Linked DNA regions of Mus musculus: region 2 is linked to region 1. The links are chromatin loops, found by intact Hi-C in ENCODE. Cell type or tissue: left cerebral cortex. All regions are shown on one strand.

What was found. Peaks named below come from ENCODE experiments on the same cell type or tissue, not always from the same donor. Only the 100,000 strongest peaks of a DNase experiment are listed, where the experiment ranks them.
Region 2: it touches region 1 in a loop (7-fold over the local background); 20 of 42 quality-filtered maps call a loop at or near these places.

Annotation. Positions count from the first base shown.
Region 1 is chr10:62,406,234-62,414,233 of GRCm38, forward strand. It overlaps Hkdc1 (hexokinase domain containing 1), which reads right to left. Exons shown (of 18, transcript NM_145419.1): 3 at 5,473-5,621; 4 at 5,274-5,393; 5 at 3,557-3,652; 6 at 2,382-2,481. Among named protein-coding and RNA genes, the nearest start is that of Hkdc1, 12 kb to the right of the region's middle. In left cerebral cortex, a CTCF peak has its summit at 4,929 (motif pointing left); DNase peaks (open chromatin) are centred at 4,345, 4,903, 5,470, 5,861 and 3 more places; H3K4me3 peaks cover 1,161 bases; H3K27ac peaks cover 1,724 bases.
Region 2 is chr10:62,270,744-62,278,743 of GRCm38, forward strand. Hk1 (hexokinase 1) reads right to left here. Exons shown (of 18, transcript NM_001146100.1): 15 at 4,938-5,121; 16 at 3,704-3,859; 17 at 846-1,079. Among named protein-coding and RNA genes, the nearest start is that of Tacr2, 22 kb to the left of the region's middle. In left cerebral cortex, a CTCF peak has its summit at 4,676 (motif pointing right); DNase peaks (open chromatin) are centred at 4,663 and 5,584.

The DNA.
Region 1 (8,000 bases):
GGCTGGGCCATGTCTCCGGCCACTGACACCATTCACCCATTGGCTCATGGCTGCCATCAGTGGTTCTCAGCAGAGGTCCTTGTTGGTAAGTATCCGCTAAGAAAGCCAGACACTGACGCTGAGTGAGTATGAAAGCCTTCCAGGCAAGTGCTAAGGGATGGCTGCAAGTGGGCACGCCTTTTTGGACCCTTCTGGGGATTGTGAAAATATTTTAAAAGTAGAATGAGCTGAGTGTTTGCAAAGCTCTGAAAAATTAAAGAAACAAAAACAAAACCCCATAGATTCTGTGCCTGAAGCAAGAGAAATCGTGCGCCTCAGCAAAGCGGCTCTGAATTCTCATCCCTCTGTTCATTTAACGTCTCCTTCCCTGGCTGGTACCCTGGGCTGGGCATTTTAAATGCCGATAAGAAAAAAAAAATGAGATATGTTTTAAAAATAGACTCTAATTTGATATTTGGAAAAAAAACTTTGCAGACAAGTGTGGGACAATGTTCAGGCTTAAAAACCCAATCTGTGGTCTCAGACACAGTAACCAAGACAGACAGAGAGACAACAGCAGGTGATACCATGACTGGCATGTGCCTGTCCCAGGGTGAAGTGGGGGTCCTGGAATCGTTAGGAGCTTCAAGCTGCTTGGGTGGTCAGACCCCTTAGGAAAACCAGGCCAAGGAACCCCTTTTAGAAAATCAGAAGTGCCCTAGCCCTGGCAGAGGAATGGGAGGTAGAAATGGGCTATCTGGGAACAGCCTAGGATCCAGAAATGGTGGCACACACTAGCATGCACCCCCCCCCACACACACACACACAGACACCTGTAATCCAGACAGGAGGATGGTGAATTCAAGGACAGTCTGGTCTACAGATAAAACCCTGTCTCAAATATTACTTGAATGTCTGAGCCTCCAACTGCCTTTTCCCGGGATCCCCAGCTGGACACCTGCAGCCTCTAACTTTCATGTCTCAGGCCCCTTTGTGCCTTTGCCGACAGTTCAGTGGCCTCTGGACAGGTTGTCTACGTCTACCCCTGTCCTGGGGATCAGTCTCACAGTTGCAGTCCAACTGAGATAGGAGCTCAGTCTTAAGCCCAGGCTAGCCTGAAACTCCCTAAGTAGCCCAGGCTGGCATCAAAGTTAGAGCCATCTTACTGCCTCCAATCCATGAGGGCCGAGATTACAGATGGGAGTTGTATGTCCAGCTTCCATTGCCCTTCTCAACATACACAGGAGGGTCCAAGGAGATTCACTGTGAGCCAGCACTGAGCACAGACCCAGCACATCACGGCATGAAGAGACAAGGGAGGGAAGGAGGAGGCAGGGGATGGAGATGAGGAGAGAGAGAGGATGGAGGGCAGAGGAAGGGAGGAGGGAGGGGGAAGATGGATGCAAGGAAGGTGTGTTGAGGTTTTGTCTTTTACTGTTTATTGTAATGTTAAGTGTTGGGCTTTAAGATTTGGAGTTTGCATGTAGCCTGAGGGACCCTGTCCCCAGTTAATTCTGATTGGTAAATAAAGATGCCAGCAGCCAATAGCTGGGGAGAAGAGATATGGGGAGTGCGTCTTAGATTCCAAGGACTTCAGAAGAAAAGGAGGAAGGGAGAGCAGCAATGGGCTAGAGAAGCAAGCAGAGCAGCCATGGTCTAAGGGCCAAGAGAACAGGGCTCAGAGGGCTGCCCGATTGAATTAAGAGCAGCCCAGATGGAACATAGCAAATAATAAGTGATAATTTGGGGTTACCGATGTGAAAGTAGATTCTAACAGCATGGAGAGCAGGCAGCTGCCCAACTGCTATGCTGCACAAGGCAGATTAAAATATAAAGGCTGTATGTGTCTTTCATCTGGGAACACAAATAATTAAGGTGGGAAGGAACCCCACACCAGGATTTATTAAGTTTTTTTTTTGTTTTGTTTTGTTTTTTTTACAACAGGAGAGAAGGAAGATGGAGGGAGAATGGATGGACAGAGGGAGGGAGGAGGGAGGGAGAAAGGGAAGATGAATTCATTGAAGGAGGGAGGGAGGGAGGGAGAGTGGAGGGAGGGAGGGAGGGAGAGTGGAGGGAGGGAGGGAGGGAGGATGGATAGACAGAGGGAAGGAAGGAGAATGGAAGAAGGGAGGAGAGATAGAGTGAAGGAGAATAGAGGGAGGGAGGATGAGTGGACAGAGGGAAGGAGGATGGATAGAGAGAGGAAGGGAGGATGGAGGGAGGGAGGATGGATAGACAGAGAGAGGAAGGGAGGATGGAAGGAGGGAGGATGATATAGATGCAGGCTTCGCATCTCCCCGTGTTGCTCTGCAGAAAAATGGCAGCACCCTTCATATTTATATATATTTTACTCAAACTCAGCCCCAATCTCACTGCCCCCCACCCCAAGTCCACTGAGTTACCGATGATAACGCCGACTTCACAGTTGGGATCATCATAAGCACAAGTCATCATGGTCCCCACAGTGTCGTTAACCAAAGCCAGGATGTCCACGTCCAGGTCCTGGTGAACAGAAGGCCTCAAGGGTATCAGTGGAGGGAAGTCATATTCTCTCTACCCCACCCCCAAACAGTGAACACGCTAAACACTGCCTGCAAGAAACAGATTTTGTGAAGGTTCAAAGCCCAGGGTAGGAGGGGAAGCTTGTGCTTCTGCGCTGAGGGAATGACTGCTGTGAAGGGGACTATACGGGCAGCCCTGGCATCTACCCCCGGGGGGGGGGGGAGATAATGGAAAACAGATCTGTCATGGAAATGATGGTTATTTCTAAGAGAAAACATGTCAGTCCTGGGTCACGGGGCCCTGCCAGGCAGCAAGCATGGCAAAACCCATCTCAACTAAAACCTGTCTCTTCTACGTGGGTTATTCTGTCCGGACGCTGCCATCACAGTTCCCTCAGACCTGAAGGACTGACTGCTTTAAGGTGAGAAGAAAGGATTGGAAGGTGACACATCAAAGTCTTCCTTTGGGGTTAGGGGATCATAGCTCCACGTGGTACACCAGCCCCTTTCCTAGAGGCTCATTCACCAGCTCGGCTAAGAACGGTAAGAATAGCTCCTCTTCCTATCATGCAACAAGCAGTTCAGCTTTTAAGGGGTTGAGATTTTCTCTCTCTCTTTCTCTCTTACTTTTGCTGCTATAAAAATGATTGTAAAATATTCTCAAAAAAGCAAGCGTAGAAAGCTAAGTAGAGAGCTATGAACAGTGTTCTTTGGTTCTTTGGGACCTGTGTGTTCGTTGGTTGGCTGGTTGGTTGGTTGGCTGGCTGGTAACTAGGACTTGTCCCCAAAGCATGTGCATGTGACTTCACCACTACACCCCAGCCTAAAGAGGAGGCAAGGCGGGGCTTAAACACAGCCACAGCTCAAGTCCAACCTTCCAACAAGGGCAGGTTGTGGTGCCTGGGGACCCAGGCATAAAAGGTTGCCTGCCTCTTGTGGTTCTCCAGAAGGCCAGCGCTCCTCTTCACTACAAAGGGGACCCCGCCAAGTTCTCCTTCCAGGGGGATGCACTACAAGGACCCCCCAAGCCCAAGGGTAGAGGACTAGGAGGCCTCACACCAAGGTGAACCCCTTACCTTGTGCTTCTTCATGGCAGTGGCCAGGCGGTTCACCACGTCTGTGTCCTGAACTCCCCGGGCCTTGAACTTCTTGGTCCACGAAAGCAGAACACCCTGTGAGGGTGCTTTTGGTCAGTGCCTGGAGGTGTTCAGGCTATGCCGCGGCAGGCAGACAGCCCTGGCTCTGAGCCCCACGGGCTCTCCTCTCTCTGTTCAATCACTCTGATTCTTTGGGGTTTGATTTTGTTTCTAATTGATACATAATAATTTAAGGGGTATGCTAGGCAGGTTCAGTGCATAATCCAATCAACCCGCACAAACACTACACACAGCTATGGGATTTTTTTTAAATGAGACTTATCTAGATTTCCAAAACAAGTTAAGACTCATGAGGCAGAGGCAGGTGGGTGTCTGTGAGCCAGCCTGGTCTACAGAGTGAATTCCAGGATAGCCAGGGCTACAACACAGAGAAACCCTGTCTTGAGAAAGCAAAACAAAACCAACAACAACAAAATGAGAGACGTGTAACTTGTTCCCTGTGCCTGAGTTATTTCACTGAGTTTAATATTCCCACACATTCCCACAAATGACAGAATGGCTTCCTTTTGATGGCTGAGTAATATTCCACTGTACAGAGGTGCCCTTTCTTAATCTGCTCATCCGCTGGGAGACATTTGGGTTGATTCCATCTTTTGCAAAGAAAAATTTTTTAATGTTGCCTTGGGTGAATAAATTAGGGACAGAAATACCTCCCCTTTCTTTACATATTTTATCTCAGTCACCAGAAGCACAAATGCTGAAGAGACAGAACTCTGACTCACAGCACACGGGAGCCAAGAGCTTTTGATTCGTATAATAGAACCCACACGCACACTTGCACACTCCCCCTGCCCCACCTCCAGCTGCACAGGGAACTGATGAGAGAATGACCCCTCTGTCCCCTCCGTTCACACCCTGGGGTAGGGTACTTCGGGGTGTATAGAATGCACAAGTTGTAGGTCCCCCAGAACTAGCTCGGTGCTACCTTATAGGGACTTCCTGGAGAACTTAATTTCAACTTGGATAAATGGTTCTCAGGTTGAATGAACGATCATTTCTTACAAATGGCATTTCTCGTCTGAATTCACAAGGAATTACAGGCTTTTGTTCCAGATGAGAAGAGAACGTGAAGATTAACAGACTTGCCCAAGTCCATCCACCCGGTCAGGAGCAGCTAAGTCCAAGCCCACAAACTCCCCAGACACCCCTCTTCTAGTCCCCTAAGTTATGAATGAAGGAACACACAGGAACATACTCCAGGAGCTCCAATCGGACACATCGCACAACTTAGACCCATGGTCAGAGCCACAGTTGGGTTTTGTGCCACACTGCCACCGTGAGGCCACTGCAGGTCACTTCTGCCTTCATAGGCTCAGGCAACAATCGACAGAGGAAATGAAATGGCCTTTAGGTGCCAGGAGGCAGAGGCAGGGGATATCTGTGACTCTGAGGCCAGCACTGCATCTCTGGGCAACCTTGAGATGTGCACTTAGGGCCCAGTAAGCCTTCATGAGAACCACCTAAAGTGCCCATCCATCCTTTCATGCTCTGTATGTTCCGTTAAGCACAGAAACCAAGGGCCCACATCACCCCGTTCTGTCTCACATTAGCAGAAAGCAGAAAGACCGACAGACCAGAATTTCATGCATGAATGCACCTGCTCCCGCCCCTCTCCCTCCCCCATCCCTTGCCTTACCTCCTCCAACTTATTCTGTCTGCAGGGAAAAGAAAAGGTGAAGCCCAGAGGCAGCTTCTTATGTGTCAGATTTTTGGTCTTCATGAAATCTGCCAGGCAGTCGGCTACGTAGTCAAAAAGCTGCCAGAGAGAACACAGGCACAAGGCTTAGGTGCCGCCTCTCGTGGCTGGTACCCAGGTCTTCCCCTCCTGCCAGTACCTCCGTGCCATTCCCACGGGTGATTTCATTGGGCATTGGGTAGAACTGGCTCTCCATCTGAACATTTTGCTGGCCCTCTTGGGAGACTTGCACCTTCAAGACCCGAAACTTGGATCCTCCGAGATCCAGGGAAAGGAATTCCCCGTTTTCTATGAGAAATGAAAATAGTCACCATTCTGTGGAGATTCTCCTAGGTATGGTAAAAAGCCTGACATACAGCAAGCGCTGTCCAAGGTCCCAACCCCCTGCGGATTAGTGTCACCAGCCCACTAGCCTGAGGGTTGGGGATATGGTCTTCAGTCTGCTCTACACAGGAGCTGGCAGAGCTGGGATGTGAGCCCAAGTCTGCCTGATTCTGCTCCACTCGGTCATGCTGGAGAGAATGAGCAAGCTCATTGGGAAAAGGCACATGTGACCCCATTTTGTGAGCAGGACGGGGCGGGGTGGGGCTGGGCTCTGAGAATGAGCCTTAAGAGCAGAGACTATACCCAGATGCTGTCTAGGAAGAAAGCTGTTGCACCAACCACTGGGAAAACTCACATAAGGGCATGAGAGAGAGGGGGGGGGAGAGAGAGGCGCAGCGAAGAGAAGCCAGCCTCCCACAAGCCCCAGTGGGCAGCAGGGACCACATGGTTGCTTAATTTAGGGGTAAGGGCGCACAGTCTCTCCACCAGGAGCAGATGGTCCTGCATCCAAAAGCCCAAGAAGGATGCTACAAAAAGAGACACAGAATGATGCATGTGTGGGGGAGGCACCACACGCCATGACACCTATGCAGGACCCTCACCAGTGCCTTTGGTGTCTGTCACATGTATGGGAAGTTCACCTCCTAACACTAGACGTGTTTATAAAGAACTATCTGTGCCTGCAGGGTGGTCTCATAGGCCAGGCATGAGAAATCCCATGCCTGCAAACCCCAGTAGCAGGGTCTGATGTCACACCATGGCAACCTCAGTCTCCTGTACATTGAGGGGCAGCTGGACAGTCTATTGCTGTTAGTGAGCCACGAGAGGTGATGCCCAAGAAACATCTCTAGCAGACAGCAAACGCGGAGGACACGGGGAGGAGGTTCCCAGGCCCAGTTCCCCCAAAGCTGAGCACACAGAGGTCCCTGCTGTAGGATTTCCATGAGATCTGTGTGCTTCCATCTCAGTCTTTACACAACAAACACACCCGGGCTATGCTCCGGAGTTTCTCTGTTCTGGCAATCCAAGAGTTAAAAGCTGATGCTTAGCTGGCCAGAACAGTGCTGTGCAAACTGTCACACACACACACACACACACACACACACACACACACACACACACACACACGTACCTCTCTGAGAACCTGGCAGCTGAGTCAGTGGAAAGGCCTGGAACTCTGCATTCCTGGACACGCCATCCCCCCCCCCCCCCCAGCTAAGGTGTCAATCATTTATAGACCCAGCCAGAATTTTGTTTCAGTGGAAGCAAGTAGAGATTATCTCCCTAGATTAGCACTGAACTGAGCCCGAGGGAGTGGCTTAAGGTTTATGACTGGGCCAAGGAATCCAGGCACAAAATCCTATGCACTTATCACACCCGTGCACAGCGACAAGCGCTCACCCTGGTTTTTCTGAGAAGTCTTGCAAACATTCACAGGAGCACCTTACTCCATAATCAGTGCCCAAATGCCAGGGTGTGAGCCCCCTGAGGAGGTGTGAGCTCCCTGAGGAGGTGGGAACCCCTGAAAAAGCTTATCAGAAGCATGGTGCTACATCAGACAAATGCTGTGCTTGGGAAGCTTGTGGGGTCGTGTGGGGGATGGGAGTGGGGTCGCACATGATAGGCCAGAGCTCTCCAGTTCCCCACAGAGGGAGTCAGAAGCCAGGTGGAGAGGAGAGTGTTTGCCAGTGGGGGATGGGATTGAGTCACAGAAGGTGAGGCTGAGCCATAGGGCTTAAGGAAGGCAAGGGCAAATCTGATGGAGAGTTTTGAAAAAGGTCTCCAGCCAGCGGGAGTTGCCCCCTCTGCGGGATTCTAGGTGGCAAACTGAGACCTGGTTAGAGTCAGTTCCTCCCTCTGTCTAGCGTCACATCCTTATCACTGTGCAAACACCTCCCTTGCCAGTGTGACTCAAGATGTCATTTCATGGAAACCATGTGGTCTGATCCCTCTCACGTGGTATGACTCTAATCTTGGAGAAATAACTTCCTGGACCCTGGGGGTGGGGGTGGGGGGAAGGCCCTGCCCAGGTAGGACAAGAGAACAGGGTAAGGAGAATCTTTCACAACAATTATTAAGAAAATGGAGGGGGGGGCAGAGGCTGCCGAGATGGCTCAGCAGGTAAGAGCACTGACTGCTCTTCCGCAGGTCCTGAGTTCAAATCTCAGCAATCACATGGTGGCTTACAACCATCTGTAATGAGATCTGATTCCCTCTTCTGGTGTGTCTGAGGATGGCTACAGTGTACTTACATATGATAAATAAATCTTAAAAAAAAAAAGACTCATTTGGAAAAATAAAAAGGCCTTCCTCTTCAGGGGCTACCGAAAGGGCTGTTGGTAA
Region 2 (8,000 bases), 140 kb before region 1:
CTTGACTGCATCTGGAATTAACTAAAATCCAAGCATTCAGGGCACACCTGTGTGGGATTTTTCTTGCCTGGATGATTTGAAGGGGCGGAGAAGAGTGCCCTAAATCTGGGCCAACCTTCTGGTGACAGCTCACAGAAAAGGACATACATGCAAGGAAGCTTTTGCTTTTTTGCCTGTTTCCTGCCCTCACTCCCATTGGCAAGCTCATCTACCCTGTTGCGGGGGCATCCCTTCTCACTGATACCCAAGATGACTACTTCGGGATTCCAATGCAGACAGAAGACGTCCAGCCTCATGGATTGAACAACTATAAGATTCTTGGCCTTTCTGTTGGGAGGCAGCCATTGTTGGACTAGCTGGAATGATGGATCTACTTTGAATATAGATTCATTCTGTCAGGTCCCTTCCTCTATAGAATGCTAACCAATGCACAGGGTTTCTGTTCAGATGTGGTCACTGTCCCTAAGACCCTAGCTTTGAGCGGGCTCAAGTACAGGGCTTATGATTCTGATAAAAACATTTCTCCCTGCCACAGAGCCCGGGCCTACCCTGCTCCTGTTCTGCCTCGTTCTGAATTTCCTTTTACCAAGCACAGCTGGCCAGTGCACACACTTATAGCACAAACATACACACACCTCAGAGGGCCAAAGGGAAGCAGGGAGAGTTTCACTCCTGCAGGCTGGCCCAGCTGAAGCCCTCCTCTGGCTCCCCAAAGTACTAGGGCTACTCACCGTCTCAGGCTCCTGTCTCCAAATGCCCCAGGCTACTATGCCTCCGTGAGGAACTGTGCCGACACCCTGTGACCCTCAACCAACTCCCCAGCCAAGAGAGGAAGCCACACTCACTGTGGATGGAGTTTGTAGAGCGTCCCGTCCACGCCCACGGTTACATTCAGGTGGTCTAGGCCTCTGTTCTCTCGGATCTTTTCCACCACGGCGGCCATGCCGGCACCACACAGCTGGGCCGCCCGCTTGGACACCACCCCACACACGGTCTTGACCAGGATACTGTCGTCGCACGTGCTGTTTAGACCCAGCTGCTGAAGGATGGCCCGCACCTGGAGCAGCGCTAATCGGTCACTGTGGAGCACAAAAGCCCAGTGAGCTGGATGGAGCAGGCCCATGGAACCCTTGGAACAAGGACCGGTCCAAAGCATTCTGCTTGTCTATGAATGGCATCCCAGGGGTTTATTCCCCTTCTAAATAGATTAAATTAAAAGAATACACACACACACACACATTTGTAGGTAGGTGTGTCTATGTATACGCCACAGGTACCCATAGAGGCCAGAGGAGGGTGTCAGATCCCCTGGATCTGGAGCTATATGAAGCTGTGACTTGCCTGATTGTGCGAGCTGACAATCACACTGTGAACTTCAGAAGGGGTGAGAGCCATCTCTCCTGTCTTCGGCTTCTAATTGTGTATGTCTGTGTGCATGAGTTACAGGTTCCTGCGGCAGCCAGAGGTGTCAGATCCCCTGGAGCTCGAGGTACAGGTGGCTGTGAGCAGCCTGAATGAAGTGCTAGGAACCAAACTCAGGCTCTCCGCAAGAGCTGTGAGTGCTCTTAACCAATGAGCAATAATCTCTCTGGCTCACCGATTCAAACCAGTGGCTCTTTTTCTTTTTCTTTTTTTAAGATTTATTTATTATTATACATAAGTACACTGCAGCTGTCTTCAGACACCCCAGAAGAGGGCGTCAGATCTCACTACAGATGGTTGTGAGCCACCATGTGGTTGCTGGGAATTGAACTCAGGACCTTTGGAAGAGCAGTCAGTGCTCTTACCCGCTGAGCCATCTCGCCAGCCCTAAACCAGTGATTCTTTTTTTTTTTTGTTTTGTTTTGTTTTTTTTTTTTTTTTTTGTGTGTGTGTGTGTGTGTGTGTGTGTATGTGTGTGTCTAAACCAGTGATTCTTAACCCCGTGGATTGTGACTCCTTGGAAGTCTAATGACCCTTCCATGGGTGTCACTTAAAACCATCAGTAAACACAGGTATTTACCCTATGATTCATAACAGTAGCAAAATTACAGTTTTGAGGGAGCAATGAAAATAATTTTATGGTTGGGGGGGTCACCACAACATGAGGGACTGTATTAAAGGGTTGCAGCATTAGGAAGACTGAAGACTGTTTTGGTTTTTGGTGGTGGTGGTGGTGTTTTTTATGACAGGGTTCCTCTGTGTAGCCCTGGCTGTCCTGGAACTTACTCTGTAGTCCAGGCTGGCCTGGATCTCATTGATCTGCCTGCTTCTGCCTCCAGAGTGCTGGGATTAGAGGCGTGTACCACATGCTAGACTACAGAAATTAAAGCTGAAAAATTTTAAAACTTTTCCTAATCCCAGTGACCCCAGGGAATGCCATTACATTCTTTTCTCCCCCTCTTCTTCCTCTTCTGTTGGAGAGAGAGGGCTGTCCAAGGTGACCTAGAGGCTCACCGGCTTCCCGCCTCACCTCGCCGCCCAGCTAGAAGAGATCACTTTGAAACTATAATTTCCTAAGGACAACAGCAGGGCTGGGAGGTGGCTCAGTGGGGACAGCACTGGTTATGAAAGTCCAATGAACTAAATCTGATGCCAGAAGCACCCCTACAGCAAGAGGAGAGGCTAGCCGAGGGATCGGCCTTCTCTCTTAGCCAGGAGAAAGGAAACCTCTGACTGACACATGTCACACACACACACACACACACACACACACACACACACACGAAGTAATTTTTTAATGCCCTTTGTCACCACACCTTGGCTTAATTTGCATTATTCTACGTCAGCCAAGATGACGTTTGTTCCCTTAAGGGTCATATGAGCGACCTAGTGTACCCCAGGACTTTCCCTTCTCCTAGTAAATTGAAAGAGCTGAGATAAGACTGGCTAGCCTTTCTCAAAGACTTGTGTGTGTGCAATTGTACACACACTGCATGTACGAAGTCACTACAAGATCTCAAATAGCCAAGGCTAGCCCCAAATTCACCACGTAGATGAGTTGGGCCTATAACTCCAGATCCTCTGGCCTGTAACCCTTACGTCAAGCTTTCATCATGCCCAAGAGGAGGAAATGGAAAACTTAGGCATTCTTGGAAGCACAGTCGAGGGTAGGGAGGCTCACGGGGTCGGAACTGTTGGGATCTGCGTCCCCAGCCCCCACCATGCTTCTGCCTCTTGTCACACGCAAAGCAAATGTTTTTCTCAGTGTACTATTTGTCGCCCCCCCCCCAATACCAATCTTTAAAAGGCCTTACAGAACCTATGGAGCTCTGGTTTGTTCTGTCTTTGCCATTAAGCTGTTAGAAACTGGCAGCTTACGTGAGGATGCTGGGGATGGCAAATGGGAGTGGCCGTTTGGGAAAACAATATGGTGGTTCCTCAGGAAACTGAAAAGGGAATTACCACAGGTCCCAGCCAGTCCACTTGTGAGTATATACATAAGAGACACGACAGCAGGGACCAAACAGATGTTTACTCCCCAACCCCCCCCCCCATGTTCAGAGAGTCATTTAAGGGAACCACCCAAGCTGCCAGACAGTAGCAGATGCGGGAAAACAAAACGTGATAGGTCCATCCAATGGAATATTACTCAGCCCTAAAAAGGGAGGACCCAAAGTGGATGAGCCTCAAAAATACTCTGCGAAGTGAAGTACTCTCGACACGAGTTTGGAGTTCGCCGAAAGCAAAATGGTGCTCAGAAACTCCTCCCCTCCCTGCTCACCTCTCGATCTGAGAGAGAAACTTGGTCTCGAAGATGCCTCGGGTCTTGAGTGGCTCAGAGATCTGTCCCCGGAAGAGGAAGCCTTTCTTGGTGAAGTCAATCAGGATGTTACGGACGATCTCACCCAGGTACATTCCACTGATCATCTTCTCAAACCTGAGTGGAGAGGAAGGGAGGGCACTGAGCAGAAGGACCACTCGCCCTGGGACCAACAGCCACTCCGGACCTATGACGGCCAGCCAAGGGTATGATCTCGGTCACATACCTGTCCTGTGCCTCCCCGAGCATGCTGACAGGGGCTAAGAAGCCCTCTACCCTCCCCACACTGATGCCCCCTGCAGTCACAGAAAGCCGTGCTAGGTGGCCTCGTTGGTTGTCTTTGCCTGGTCCATTCCACTCCGCTCTCAGCCATGAGCCACACCCCAGAGAGGGTCACCCCAGACTGTCACTCTTCCAGGCCCAGGCTCTCTCTCACCTCACCCTTCTACAGAGCACACACAAGGCTCCCTTCTCTCTCTCTCTCTCTTGCCACCACCACAGTGACTCCTGGTCCTGAGAAGACGGGGAACGAGTGCCTTGCCTAGACCCCAGCCCAGCACAGTACAACGCCCTCAGCAGTTCCAGACTAAGCAAAAAATATCTCAGTGGAGTCTTAAATGGACAGAGAGAAAGTTCTTTGGTTTTTGTATTCATATATTGATGGTTTTGGTTGGTTGGTTGGTTGGTTGGTTGGCTTTTGATGGTTTTGTGGTTAACAGCATGGGGCAAGTCTGGTGAGCCCCAACACTTTCAAGATTAAACTGAAGCCAATTTATTTTCCAAAGGACATAACTCAGATCATCTCGTCCAGGCTATGCCAATGAATAAGAACCGTACTGGAAGACTGGAACGGTCACCTCATTGCTAAGTGGCTACTGTTCTTTCAGAACCAACATGACCTGAGTTGCAAAACTTTGAGCAGCCACAAGGGGGCGCAGGATCTTGTAGTGAGAAGAGAGTCTACCTCACCCACTGAAGTCCTCAAAGGTAAGAGACCTTTGAGGCATGGCTAAACTCCTTCAGTCCCCAAAGGGCAAACTAGGCAGCATGTCCACTGTCACAGTCACTTCTAGGAATAATCCTACCCCATACCAGGAATCAAAAACCCACTTATAACAAAGGGATGGGCTTCCAAGCCCCTGTGCAGCCATAGAATCCAGCCAACCCACTCACGGGCACCCAACAGGCTGATTACCTTTGTTTCCCACTGTTTAGAGAATATTCGTCCACCACTTTGTCGAAGTCTGTTCTGATGTCGTCCAGACAGCCGTTGTCACCAAAGGCACCCCATTCCATATTGATGCACATCTGGCCCTGGTTCCCCTCCACCATCTCCACGTTTTTCATCTCCTCCATGTAGCAGGCATTGCTGCCAGTCCCTAAAACATGGGGACAGAAGGAAATGATGGGGCTGGCACCAGGGGCTTCACACCTGGGGTTCACACTGGGGGAGAGGCTTCGCACTCAGGAAGGGTCCTCACACCCTTCATATCTGGGGGGCTTCATACGGGGAGATGAACACATGGTGGGGTAGGGGGGCTTCACACCGGGAGCTCTGATGCGCAGGGCAAGGGTTGCTTACAATTTTTAAATTAGTTGTCATACACACACAGATTTGGATTAAGTATACCCCCTCTCTTCCAGTCCCTCCCCCATCCTCTATCACTTTTTCCCTCTCAACTCTCTGTGGTGCCATCTAAACACGCCCACTGAGCACAGCTGATGCTGCCTGCATGTGGGCTAGGACCCGGTACTGGAGCACAGGGAGGTTTTCTCAGGGTCCCCATCTCCAGAGAAAACTGAAACCCTGACTCTCGTCCCCCCAGCAGCCATCAGGTGCAGTGCCGGCCAATAGCTCCTCAGCTAGTGGTGGGATCGTGACCCTCCTGCCCCTCGACTATGCTGGGATCTTGTCTGCCTTGATCTTGCACAGGATCTGCCTGCAGTCAGAGCCTCCGATTTCATGTGTGCAACTGCCCTGTCATGTGTGCAAAGATCCTTTTTTTTTAGACTAGCCAACCACCTCTGGCTCTTATAACCATCTGCCCCGTCTTCCACAATGATCCTTGATCCTTGGCAAAAAGGGACTGAGTTACTTGCATTCTATCAACTGAACTACATCCCCAGCCCTCACCAGTGTGTATATGGGTGAGGTATACATACATACATACATACATACATACATACATACATACACATACATTATATATGTGTGCATATATGCATACATATATTTATGTTTGGTTTATGAGATAGGGCTTCTCTGTATAGCTTTAGCTGTCCTGGAATTCACTCTGTAGACCAGGCTGGCCGAAAATTCAGAGATCTACCTGCCTCTGCCTCCCGAGTGCTGGGATTAAAGGTGTGCACCACCATTACTCAATCTCTCTCTCTCTCTCTCTCTCTCTCTCTCTCTCTCTCTCTCTCTCTCTCTCTCTCTCTCCCTCCCTCCCTCTCTCCCTCCCTCCCTCCCTCCCCGACCTTTAAAATGTACATTTGGTGTTTGCGCTATGTCTGGGTAAGCAGGTTGGATTCACTGGAATTTGAGTTACAGACAGTTGTGAGCTGCCATGAGGTTGCTGGGAATTGAACTCTGGTCCTCTGGAAGAGCAGCCAACGCTCATAACCACTGAGCCATCTCTCCAGCCCTATAGAGTTTTGGTTGTTTTTTGTTGTTTTTGTTGATTGTTTTTGAGACAAGGTTTCTCTGTGTAGCCTTGGCTGTCCTGGAACTTGATTTGTAGACTAAGCTGGACTCAAACTCACAGAGATCCACCTGCTTCTGCCCCGCTCCCCCCCCACCCCCAGCCCCCAAATGCTGGGATTAAAGGCATGGACCACTACCGTCCAGCTGGGTGTATTTCTTGAAAACAAACAAAACATTTGGTTTTTCCATTGTATCTGGGTACTTACGTTTAAATGGCAAATCTGAGGTAAACGACAAAGAGGGGTGGGTTGGTTGATCTTTAAAACAAACCCTAGCCGGCTGGGTACTTACTATGTTGACTAGGTTGGCCTTGAACTTGCAGCAATCCTCAAGTGTCCACCATTTTGCCTAAAGCCTAACCTGTTGGCCTGTGCAGGGCTATATTTATGTTGCTATACGCTCTTACAACAGAGGAATGTATTGCTACACGCGTGCACGACAGTCTGTGGTACCAGCAAGGCAACGAGCCGCTGAGCAGAAAGGTGGGAAAGTCCCAGCACTTTGAAGCTTGCTGACTAGATGTAGTCACAAGAAGCAAATGAGCAGCGCTTGTGCTCGCACGTGTGCGCGCACACACACACACACACACACACACACACACACACACAGTAGCTAGGAGACTGTCTACTTTTGTCCTTCCACCATTCACTTCTTCTTCTTTCTTTTTTTTTTTTTTTTTTTTTTCGAGACAGGGTTTCTCTGTGTAGCCCTGGCTGTCCTGGAACTCACTTTGTAGACCAGGCTGGCCTCGAACTCAGAAATCCGCCTGCCTCTGCCTCTCAAGTGCTGGGATTAAAGGCGTGCACCACATCGCCTGGTTGCTCATTCACTTCTTGTGACTACATCTAGTCAGCAAGCTTGGAAGTGCTGGGACTTTCCCACCTTTCTGCTCAGGGGCTCCTTGCCTTGCTGAGCAAGCGGCTCCTTGCTGGTACCACAGACTGTTGTAGTCAGGGTTACCACTGCTGTGCTGAAACCACCAACACCAAAGCAACTTGGTGAAGAAAGGGTTTATTTGGCTTATGCTTCCCCATCGCTGTTCATCACTGAGGGAACTCGGGACAGTAACTCAGACAGGGCAGGAACCTGGAGGCAGGAGCTGATGCAGAGGCCATGGAGGGATGCTGCTTACTAGCTTGTTCCCCATGGTTTGCTCAGCCTGATTTCTTATAGAACCCAGGGCCACCAGCCCAGGGATGGCACCACTCACAACGGGCTGGGCCCTTCCTGCATCAATCACTGGTTAAGAAAATGCCCTAGAGGCCTGACTGCAGCCCATCTTACCAGAGGCATTTTCTCAGTTGAGGTTCCGTCCTCTGATGCCTCTAGCCTGTGTCAAATTGACATAAAACATAAAGCCAGACAATACACTGACACCATAGGAGATCTGCTGCTTCTAAGACAAGGAGAATTCCTCTGGGTGGCGTGTGGCTCCCAGGAAGCCTCTGGTTTCCATGTTTAACCTCCCTAGAGCATATCTTACACAGTATCCCCTAAGACTGGGAAGGAGCACCGGTTGGTGCTGTTTTAGCCCACAAGGGGCTGTGGACA